Linked DNA regions of Homo sapiens: region 2 is linked to region 1. The links are chromatin loops, found by intact Hi-C in ENCODE. Cell type or tissue: pancreas. All regions are shown on one strand. Each heading gives the region's core, and the rest is flanking DNA. Links, peaks and the distances in the headings are about the cores only.

Evidence for each region. Hi-C counts contacts between places; a loop is a spot of excess contacts. Peaks named below come from ENCODE experiments on the same cell type or tissue, not always from the same donor. Only the 100,000 strongest peaks of a DNase experiment are listed, where the experiment ranks them.
Region 2: a loop joins it to region 1, with 2.4 times the contacts of the local background. A loop is called at or near these places in 15 of 110 quality-filtered maps.

The regions. Positions count from the first base shown.
Region 1 is chr11:74,458,888-74,464,265 of GRCh38, reverse strand. It overlaps KCNE3 (potassium voltage-gated channel subfamily E regulatory subunit 3), which reads left to right. Exons shown (of 3, transcript NM_005472.5): 2 at 2,163-2,311. Among named protein-coding and RNA genes, the nearest start is that of KCNE3, 6.0 kb to the left of the region's middle. In pancreas, for the core only: no CTCF peak of the experiment used is centred there; a DNase peak (open chromatin) is centred at 2,045; H3K4me3 peaks cover 487 bases; H3K27ac peaks cover 2,326 bases.
Region 2 is chr11:74,552,190-74,557,567 of GRCh38, reverse strand. No RefSeq gene overlaps it. Among named protein-coding and RNA genes, the nearest start is that of POLD3, 38 kb to the left of the region's middle. In pancreas, for the core only: no CTCF peak of the experiment used is centred there; no DNase peak of the experiment used is centred there.

The DNA.
Region 1 (5,378 bases), core at 77-5,076:
AAGGGTAGAGTTTCACTTTTCCCCAGAGCAACCTGAATGAAAACCCCACTAAGATCCCCAGTTCATCCCTCAGATCACAGCTTTATTCCCCAACTTCCAAGTTAGGGGTTGGACAAGTGTAAGGCAAGTGCAGTTTGTGAGAACCTGTGAATGTATGGGAAATAGCAGGAACAGAGAGTGAACCTGGCTCATCTGGGGAATCAGGAGTAGGTCTGGAGCAGTGGGGTGCATGGAAGATGAGAGCATAAACGAAGTCTAACTCCTCCTCCCAAGCTTACCAACCTCCATCTCACTGGATCATTGACTAAGATTGGCGAGAATCTGTGGTGCATGAAAAGGCCATAGTGACGAAGTTAGAGGAGATGATGCCCCATGACACTAACAGGCTGTGTCTGGTGTGATGTGAAGCTTAGGTGTGAGGAAACACTGCCATTTGTAGTGGAAAGAGCACCTGAACAGTAGCCCAAACACCTGGGTTCTTGTCTGAGTGCTGCCATTTATGGGCCATGTCATTTTGGACTAGTCACTTCTCCCTTCTGAGCCTCAGTTTCCTCATCTACGAAATGGAGGGGTTGGCCTGGAATCTAGATTCTAGATGATCCTTAAAGTCCCTCTCAGCTTGGCCATCTGCTCACCTTCCTTCCTCACTGGCCTATCTTCTATTTCAAGGCAAGACCTCTCCAGGGCAGGAGCTCCATCTCCCCCATCCAAGGATCTCAGTAATCAGGGACTCTCCTGGACAGGGAAGCCAAGGAGCTCAGAAACAGTGGCAAAACTCCCCTGTTGCTGACTGCCAGTCCCCAGCTTGAGCCCCAGAGGCAGCCCCAGAGCCCCATAGAGAACCAACTTGTGCCTTCATCAGCTTTCTGCCTCTCCTAACGCAGACAGGAGGCCCTGGCACCCCAGCCTTCCCTCCCATACAAACCCAGCACCTAGAGATGTGGAACTATGGCCCCTTTCCTCCTCCTGTCAGAAGCACAAACATCCTAGTCTATTCAGAGAGACCCTGAGGCATGAAAGGTCTCATGAATCTTTATTCCCCTCATGGAACCCTGCCTCAAAGCCCACCCTACCCTCCACACTGTCCCCTTCCCCCACCTTCTGCAGAGTCTATCCCCTCCTCAGGCTAGATCATCCTGGCAGGTGAGCTGTGAAGAGGAAAAATGAGTAAATCTCTCAGTTTGGCTCGACTGGGATATTAGATGTCAGTCAGTCCCAGGGCTCAGAAGCATCTTAACCTGTGAGGAAGAGGTCCACAGCCTTCTCTATCTTGGGATTTGAGAAGCTCTAGAAAGCCCCCAAAATGCCTCTCCCATCAGCCTCTCCAACTTCCCATGGTCTCACAGCATGGTTTCATGATTCGTATCATCACAGGACGTTAGAACCAACTGAGACCCCTTCATTTTACAGATGCGGACAGAAGCTGAGGCCCAGAAAAGGGAAGTCTTATGTCCAAAGTCACACAAGGAGCAGCTGAGCTGGGACAACTCCCCTGGTTTCCATTTCCTTCACCGTAAAGTGAGGGCATATAGCCTAGATGGGCTCTGAAGGCCCTTCCAGCCTTGCTCTACAAAAACAACCACCGTATGTGCAGTGTCTAGTGCCAAGCACTACATGATGTTCTTTAATTTTCACAACAAAGCTATGCTACAGATAGTGTTCATTCTGTGACCGTGTTCATATCCTGTCTATCTGAATAGATTGGGTGGTAACACATCATTTGTTCCTATGTAAAATATCAACCCAGCTGCCAGTTGGCATTCTCCCACTCATGTCAATTCCCTTGGGATTCGAAAAGGACCTTGCTAAGGTAACCCTTAGGAAAGGGAATGTTTTAGGCTGCACCATCAGCTGGTCCCTGAGTGGGAGTCCACATTTTAAACAGGTTTCTCATGAAGTCACCCAGTGAAGACACTGTAAGTCTGGAGGTAGGGGACAGCAATCAGAGGCCCTTTGGTCACTGCACAGTTCCTTTAACTGCAACCCTAGGCTGGCCTGACCCAGCTGCTGCAGGAAGGGGAGGGGCCATGGGAGGGGGTCAGAGCCCACAGCAGGACTGTTGCATAATCCTTGGGGCCTGGCCTTGGGCAATCCACCCTGGTTCTGAAGTTTGTGCTTTGTGTCTGGTTCCTTCCTTTTCTGCCTTCTCTCCTGCTTTCTAGCTCTGGGCTTTCCCAGCTCCGAAGTCAATACTGAGATCCCAGATGTGTCCAGAGACATCCTGAAGAGGCTCGGGGGTGGAGGAGCCTTAGTGTGTCCACAAAGGGACTCCTGAAACTGACTGAGAGCCAGTGGATTTGCCAGCAGTCTGGTGAGTCTTCCAGATTGAGATTTCCCTCCCTCTCCCTGTCAGTTAAAACCCCTTTCCAATGATACCTAAGAAAACTGAATGGTAACTGCCCTGCCCTGGGATGGAGCTTGGGACGACTAGGAGCTTTCACCTTCACTGTATGTGCTGCGTCCATTCTTTTTTTTTTTTTTTAAACCTATGTGTACATATTTGCTTCTTGAAAATAAAAAAAAAGTTTTTAATCCTCTTCTACATAATACAAGTATATGCTCATAGCAAGCCTTGAAGGAGGAGGGAAAGGATGATCATCTTTCTTTGTGGGGTTTTTTGTTTGTTTGTTTGTTTGTTTTTTGAGACAGAGGTCTTGCTTTCCTGCCCAGGCTGGAGTGCAGTGGTGTGATCTCGGCTCACTGCAACTTCCACCTCCTGAGTTCAAGCGGTTCTCCTGCCTCAGCCTCCTGAGCAGCTGGGAATACAGGCGTGTACCCGGCTAATTTTTGTATTTTTAGTAGAGACGGGGTTTCTCCACGTTGGCCAGGCTGGTCTCGAACTCCTGACCTCAGGTGACCCACTGGCCTCAGCCTCCCAAAGTACCGGGATTAAAGGAGTGAGGCACCACAGCTGGCCTATTTTTTAAAATTGTGCTTAAAACACACACACACACACACACACACACACACACAAAACATAAAAATATACCATCTTAGTCATTCTTGAGTGTACACTCAGTAGTGTTAACTAGATTCACCTTGTTGTGCAGCAGATCCCCAGAATCTCCTCATCTTGTAAAATTGAAACTCTATACCTACCATACAACAACTCCATGATAATGTCTTTTGGTAGATGAGGAAACCAAAGCCCACCCAGGGAAAGGAACTTATTTCCTTCAGAGTAGGCTCATCAAGACACTTACACTGTTTGTTTGTTGTCTACCTATGAAATTGCCTGAGGCCCCTTCCTCCTTCAACCCTCACTTAGCCATTTCCTCCTCAGGTCTTACGACTGTCTCTACCCCCACTTCCCTACTTTGTTATCCTCTCTGCCCCAATTCATGACTCAGCATCTTACACTAAACTATTTCAAGACTCTGGTAGCTGGGCTCACTGCCTCAATTCCAGCTCCCTCCAGTCCACATGACAGCCAGAGTATCCTTTCCAGGCACAGATCTGACCATTTTATCTTCTTTTAAGATACCATTCCATGGCTTTTCCCTAGCTACAGAATAAAGTTCCAACTCTACAGCGTGGCACTCAAGGCCCCCCATGATCTGGATCCTCTCTCTCCTGCCCCACATCCTACACTATTCTTCCACACATCTTACACTCCAACCTCTTTATGCTACTTTCCATTCTTCTAAACATTTACACACTTTCTTGTTCTGCCTTTGCTCATGTTTCCTTCATCTTTTCTGCCTCTTAAAAACCCTTCAAGGTCCAACTCAAATGCCTCCATCACTGTGGACACTCTCTGAGCCCTGATCAGTATCCATCACTTATTCCTTTCAGCCTTAGTAGCTCTTTGCTTGTCCCCTGCATTGTATCAGAGCCCCTGGGCGAAGGCACTGGATCTGAGCCACCCCGAACTCCCATCACAGGGTGTGGCCCATATTGGTGATAACTATCTAGATTATTTTTTGAGTTATTTATTTCATCATGCTGCTCCTACTTGCTATTGGCCCACACGAGGGAAGCAGCAGCCACAGAGTTCTTGCCTGACACATGGGGTAGTAGATGAGAACGTGTATCTCCTGGATCTTAACTCAGTGAGCTCTTGTTCTTTTCCCCTCCTCCATCCAGACAAGGCAGCACAAGTACTAGATGTCAGAAGGCCCCAAAGGCCTTGCATGAAATGCTGCCCAGTCCTGGCTGATTGTGTTCATAGAGCCATTGATGAATATTTTTCATAGTCAGAATGATCATCTTTTCCAGGGAAGAGATCTTATGGTTAATAGTCACATATTAGTTTGTTAACAGTTCTACCCATATGATGGAGGACTGAATGCTTGGCCCATAGAGAATTCCTTAAAGTGAACATCTCTACTAGAAACTATTGAGAGAAGGAGAGCACCCAGCCAATCTAGAAAAAGGGAATACCCAGCCAGTCTCAAGGTAGTGCCCTGGGAAAGGAGAACACCCAGTCTCAGGGTAGTCCTCCAGACTGGGGTAAGAGACATAGCCCTGCTGACCAGACGCATGTGGTCTGATGATATCCTTATCAAAAACAAGAGGACAGCCACATATTGCCTTATATGTAAGTGCTGGGGGGAAGGGAAGGCTGTGATGATAAAGGCAGTGTAGTGTGGCTGAGAGGTGGGGAGCACTGAATGGAGGCTTCCTAAAGGAAGTGAGTGTGGGGCCTTGTTTATAGGGAATTACATATGGTTTTTCAGAGACAAGGATGCAAGTCTGTTTTAAGATGTTCTTTCTGGCTGGGCGCCTGTAATCCCAGCACTTTGGGAGGCCGAGGTGGGCGAATCACAAAGTCAGGAGATCGAGACCATCCTGGCTAACATGGTGAAACCCTGTCTCTACTAAAAATACAAAAAAATTAGCCTGGCGTGATGGCGGGCGCCTGTAGTCCCAGCTACTGGGGAGGCTGAGGCAGGAGAATGGCGTGAACCCAGGAGGCGGAACTTGCAGTGAGCCGAGATTGCGCCACTGCACTGCAGCCTGGGCGACAGAGTGAGACTCCGTCTCAAAAAAAAAAAAAAAAAAAATGTTTTCTATATTATAGACTAAGGATCTCTGAGAAGAAGGGAAAGGAACATTTATAATCACTTACTATATGCCAGGTACATAATGACTTTATTTCAGGAGACAAGATAGTTGGCGTGCTTGTGTCTTCTTTTTGTGGGCAGGTAAACCCCAAGCCAGACTGAGAACTCCTTTCACTCTCCCGCCCTCAGGCCCAAGCTGCTGTTCTCTTCTCCAGTGCCTGCAGTGGTTACCAACCTGTTCCCGTTTCCCTGACCACCTCTTTCCAACAGAATTTCTACAAATAGCTAGGAATATCTAGTCTTTGGGACACAGGATGCTTGAGAGGGCAAATGATCCAGCTTCTGGCCTCCAGGCAGGATGAAATTTAAACC
Region 2 (5,378 bases), core at 324-5,323, 93 kb before region 1:
GCATCTCTCTGGCTTCCTCTTTTGCAGCCAGATGGAGAAAATTATCTTCTTTTTTGTTTGTTTGTTTTGTTTTTTTGAGACAGAGTCTTGCTCTGTTGCCCAGGCTGGAGTGCAGTGGCGCGATCTCGGCTCACTGCAAGCTCCGCCTCCCAGGTTCATGCCATTCTGCTGCCTCAGCCTCCCGAGTAGCTGGGACTACAGGCACCTGCCACCACGCCCGGCTAAATTTTTTTTTTTTTTTTGTATTTTTAGTAGAGACGGGGTTTCACGTGTTTGCCAGGATGGTCTCCATCTCCTGACCTCATGATCTGCCCACCTCAGCCTCCCAAACTGCTGGGATTACAGGCATGAGCCACCGCACCCAGCTGAAAATTATCTTCTTTTAAAGGGCTTCCCTGATTAGGTCAGGCCCACCCAAGATAATCTCTCTTGCCACTTAACAGAATGACAACAGTGATGTCACCAGATTCACAGGTTCCACCTACACTCAAAGGGGAGATTATACAAGTGCAAAGGTCATTGAGGGAGCGGGGAATAATCTTAGAATTCTGCCCAATATAAAGGAGGCTGCCCAAATTGTGGAAGCTTCAGCCCCCACAAAACCTGAATCCACCCTGTCTGGAGGGTGTCAGAAACAGCTGCTATGGAATAGGGAGGAGGTGAAGGAGCAAGAAATAAGCCTTGTACACCTGCTCTACCGCTGCAGGCTTCCTTTCAGTTTCGGGAGGGGACAAATCAACTTCCATGTGCTTGGAGATCTGATATCACACAGGGCTAGATCAGGGCTAGGTGATCACACAGATTATACTCTGCTATTTTTTTTTTAATCTGAGGTGGAGTTTCGCTCCTGTTGCCCAGGCTGGAGTGCAATAGTGCAATCTCAGCTCAATGCAACCTCTGCCTCCCGGGTTCAAGTGATTCTCCTGCCTCAGTCTCCCAAGTAGCTGGGATTACAGGCACCCGCCATCACACCCAACTATTTTTTTTTGTACTATTTTAGTAGAGACAGGGTTTCATAATGTTGGCCAGGCTGGTCTCGAACTCCTGACCTCAGGGGATTCACCTGCCTCAGCCTACCAAAGTGCTGCGATTACAGGCGTGAGCCACCATGGCCAGCCTGCTTTTTTTTTTTTTTTTTTTTTCTTTCTTTCTGGGCTCAAGCAATCCTCCCACTTCAGCTTCCTGAGCAGCTGGAACACAGTCATGAGCCACCACACATGGCTAATTTTTAAAATTTTTTTAGGGACCAGGTCTCCCTGTGTTACCCAGGCTGGTCTTAAATTCTTGGGCTAAAGCAATCTTTCCACCTTGTCCTCCCAAGTGCTAGGATTATAGGCATGAGCCACTTCACCTGGCAAACTAAGTTTCCCTCAGTTGATTACCATTAGATCATACTTTTTAATATAATAACACTTCTCCACAGCTATCCACTTCTTTGTCAAAACCAGCATAAAAAAATACACGGTTTACCAATTTCTTTGGGTCTTCAGTTCCTTATGAAGGCTCCTGTGTCACATAAAATTTATATTCAATAAATGTCTGTATGCCCCCTCCCCTCCCCTCTCCTCTCCTCTCCTTTCCTTTCCTGACAGAGTCTTGCTCTGTCACCCAGGCTGGAGTGCACTGGCGTGTTCTCGGCTCACTACAACCTCTGCCTCTGCCAGGCTCAAGCAATTCTCCTGCCTCAGCCTCCCAAGTAGCTGGGATTACAGGTGCATGCTATCACGCCCAGCTAATTTTTGTATTTTTAGTAGAGACAGGGTTTCACCATGTTGGCCAGGCTGGTCTCGAACTCCTGACCTCAAGAGATCTGCCCACCTCGGCCTCCCAGAGTGTTGGGATTACAGGCATGAACCACTGTGCCCAACCTAAATGTGTTATGCTTTTTTCTTGTTAATCTGTCTTCTGTTTTAGAGGCCTCAATCATAAACCTAAAATGGGAAGGAAACATCTTACAAGAGACTAGAGAACTTTCATTCTCTGAGGACCAAAAGAAAAACACCAACAACAAAAACACCCCTATGAGATCTTCCCAAGATTTCATCAAGTGGCAAGGGAAGACCTATTTGGCAAATTGAATTTTAGAGAAACTGGTGGGAAAAAATTAAGGTTTCCTGCCTGCAACAGTATGACTCTAGCTTGTTCAACAAACTAGTTATATTTACATTATAGCATAGTAGGCATAGATACAATAAAACATATAGCACAACAACAAAAACACATTATAGTTCAGGAAGAGGCCAGAGTAGAGAAATTCCTGGACTGGGAGTTGGAAGACTGAGTTGTAGTTCTCATTCTTTCATCGACCACTTAAGTTGCAATGTGGAATCTACACAACACAAACAACCCACAGAGAAAAAGGTAAATGGTTTGAACGGGCAATGCACAGAAGAGGAAATGCAGATGGACAATGAACATATGAAAAGCAACTCAAATTCACTAGTTATCAGAGAAATGAAAATTTTTAAAAAATAGGATACAGTTTTTCAATAATATGTCTGACACAAATTGAAATATTGAGAACATCCAGCTCTTGTCAATGTAAGGGAAAAGAAGTGTTTTTCCTTCCCATCTTAGGTTCATGGCCGAGGTCTCTAAAACAGTAGACAGATTAATAAGAGAAAAGCATATACATTCATTGAATATAAATTTTATGTGACATAGGAGCATTCAGAAAAATCTGAAGAAATGGGTAAACCCATGTACCCATCAAAGAAGTTAGTAAACCTATGTGTTTTTAATGCTAGTTTTGATGAAGAAGTGGATAGCTGTGGAGAAGTTTGGTTATATAAAAAAGTATGATCTAATGGTAATAAATTGAGGGGAACTTAGCAAGGTCTGCTTGTTCAGATTCTCCTCCATGACCCTTTGTCTTCAGAGATAAGGAGGCTCCTTTCCTCTGGGTGCAGGGAGGGCACTTCTCGAATGAGGGTCTTATGACCTGCTGCAGGGGAAGGTCAGAATAGCCCTCCGAGGTTTCAGGACTTGCTTCAGGAAAATAGGGCAGGAGGAAGGTGTGAGTGATTTTCCTGCTTCTGATGTTTTTGGGTAGCATGTCCTGAGCTCCATCATTACAAAGTAAGGAAATGGACATCATTACACATTGCTGGTGAAGGTATTACACTGCACCATAATCTGTTTGGAAAGTATTCTGGAAGAAAATTTTTAAATGTATATACTTTTTGGCCCATGCATCGCTCTTTTAGACTATTTTGTTGGAACAAAAGTATCATTACCTAAAAATATATGTACAAAAATGTTTATGAGGCCAGGCAAGGTGGCTCATGCCTATAATCCCAGCACTTTGGGAGGCCGAGTCCAGGGGATCACTCTGAGTCCAGGAGTTCGAGACCAGCCTGGGCAGCACAGTGAGATCTCATCTCTACAAAAAATAAAAATTTTAAAAAATTAGCCAAGTGTGGTGGTGTGTACCGGTAGTACCAGCTACACAGGAGGTTGAGGTAGGAGGATCTCTTGAGTCCAGGAGGCGGAGGCTGTAGTGAACCTAGATACCTAGATCGCTCCACTGCACTACAGCTTGGGTGACAGAGACCCTGCCGCAAAAAAAAAAAAAAAAAAAAAAAGAAAGTTTATGTTTATGGGAACACTGCTTACAGTGGCAAAAAAAAAAAAAAGGAAATAACCTGAAGGTCCAAGAGCAGATAAATGATTGAATATATTTGTATATATTTATATTCTATTATGGAATATGATCTAGCTATTTATGAAACCAGTTAAATCTATATGTACTGTAACCAAGGACCTCAGTTTTAAAAATCACACATTTTCTTTTTCTTCCTTCCCTCCCCTCTTACCTAGTCATTCATTTCCTGTGTAGACACTTCTCTCTGGCAATGTATGCTTATCTAATTATGCTGTTGCTTAAGAAATTCCAGAAGCTGGCTGGGCGCGGTGGCTCACGCCTGTAATCCCAGCACTTTGAGAGGCCGAGGCGGGCGGATCACAAGGGCAGGCGTTCAAGACCAGCCTGGCCAACATAGCGAAACCCTGTCTCTACTAAAAATACAAAAATTAGCCGAGTGTGGTGGCGGGCGCCTGTAGGCTTCTGAGGCAGGAGAATTGCTTGAATTCAGGAGGCGGAGGTTGCAGTGAGCAGAGACCATGCCGTTGCACTCCAGCCTGGGTGACACAGTGAGACTCTGTCTCAAAAAAAAAAAATTCCAGAGGCTAATCTGGAAAGAAACCATGCAGGAAGCCCCTGTGGAATCCTCCGTAAGGAATCCTCCCACTTAGGGGGAGTCAGAACAATTAGGTCACCACCATCAGGCCAAAGTCAGGATAATGCCAAGCAGACCTCCAGAGAGACAATGACCCAAGATAGCCATCAGAACAAAGGCCCAGAGCTGCACTCTGCTGCACTCCTCTATGTCTCCCACACCAAACTTCTCTTTAAAAACCCTATGGTAAATTATAAAAATTTATAAACTAGCACTTTCGTATCTCAGTTTGTTGGCTCTCCAGTTAAACCTGCTTTTCCTCCCACCAACCCTCGTCTCTCCTGTTTGGCTTTTGAGCAGCAAGCAGCCGAACGTGGTTCCAGTTACAGTACCAACCAGGAGGAATGACAATGAAATACTCTTTACGTGAAAAAGCAGGTTGCACAGTAATGTATATTGCACGCCCTTGTTTTTGTTTTACGAAAGAGAAAACAGCCAGGTGTGGTGTTGCATGCCTGTAGTTTCTGCTGTTGGGAAGGCTAAGGTAGAAGGATCCCTTGAGCCTGGGAGTTTGAAGCCAGCCTGGGAACATAGCAAGACCTGGTCTCTAAAAGAAATAAAATAAATTAAATTAAATTAAGGAAAAATAAGGCCTTTGTATGCTTATATTTTTGTATTAGTGAAAAAAAGTGTGACAAGTTACACAATATGGTGTTAATACTGGTTAACTGGGGCGTGGGCTGGGGAATGGTGATACGGGAGTGGTGAAGGTATTACAGGGAAGAAGGGAGAAATTAACATGTATTTTATATGTTAACTTTTTATTGTTCAACTTATTATAAAGAATATAAAATACTCTTCTAATAAAAAAAGTGTATTGGTCTGTTCTCATGTTGCTAATAAAGACATACTGGAGACTGGGTAATTTATAAAGAAAAAGAGGTTTAACGGACTCAGTTTCACATGGCTGGGGAGGCCTCATAATCACAGCGGATGGCAAAGGAGGAGCAAAGACCCGTCTAACATGGCGGCAGGCAAGAGGGCTTGTGCAGGGGAACTCCCATTTATGAAACCACCAGATCTTGGGACACTTACTACCACAAGAACAGTATGGGAGAAACCGCCCCCATGATTAAATTATCTCCACCTGGCCCCACCTTTGATATGTGGAGACTATTACAAGTCAAGGTGAGATTTGGA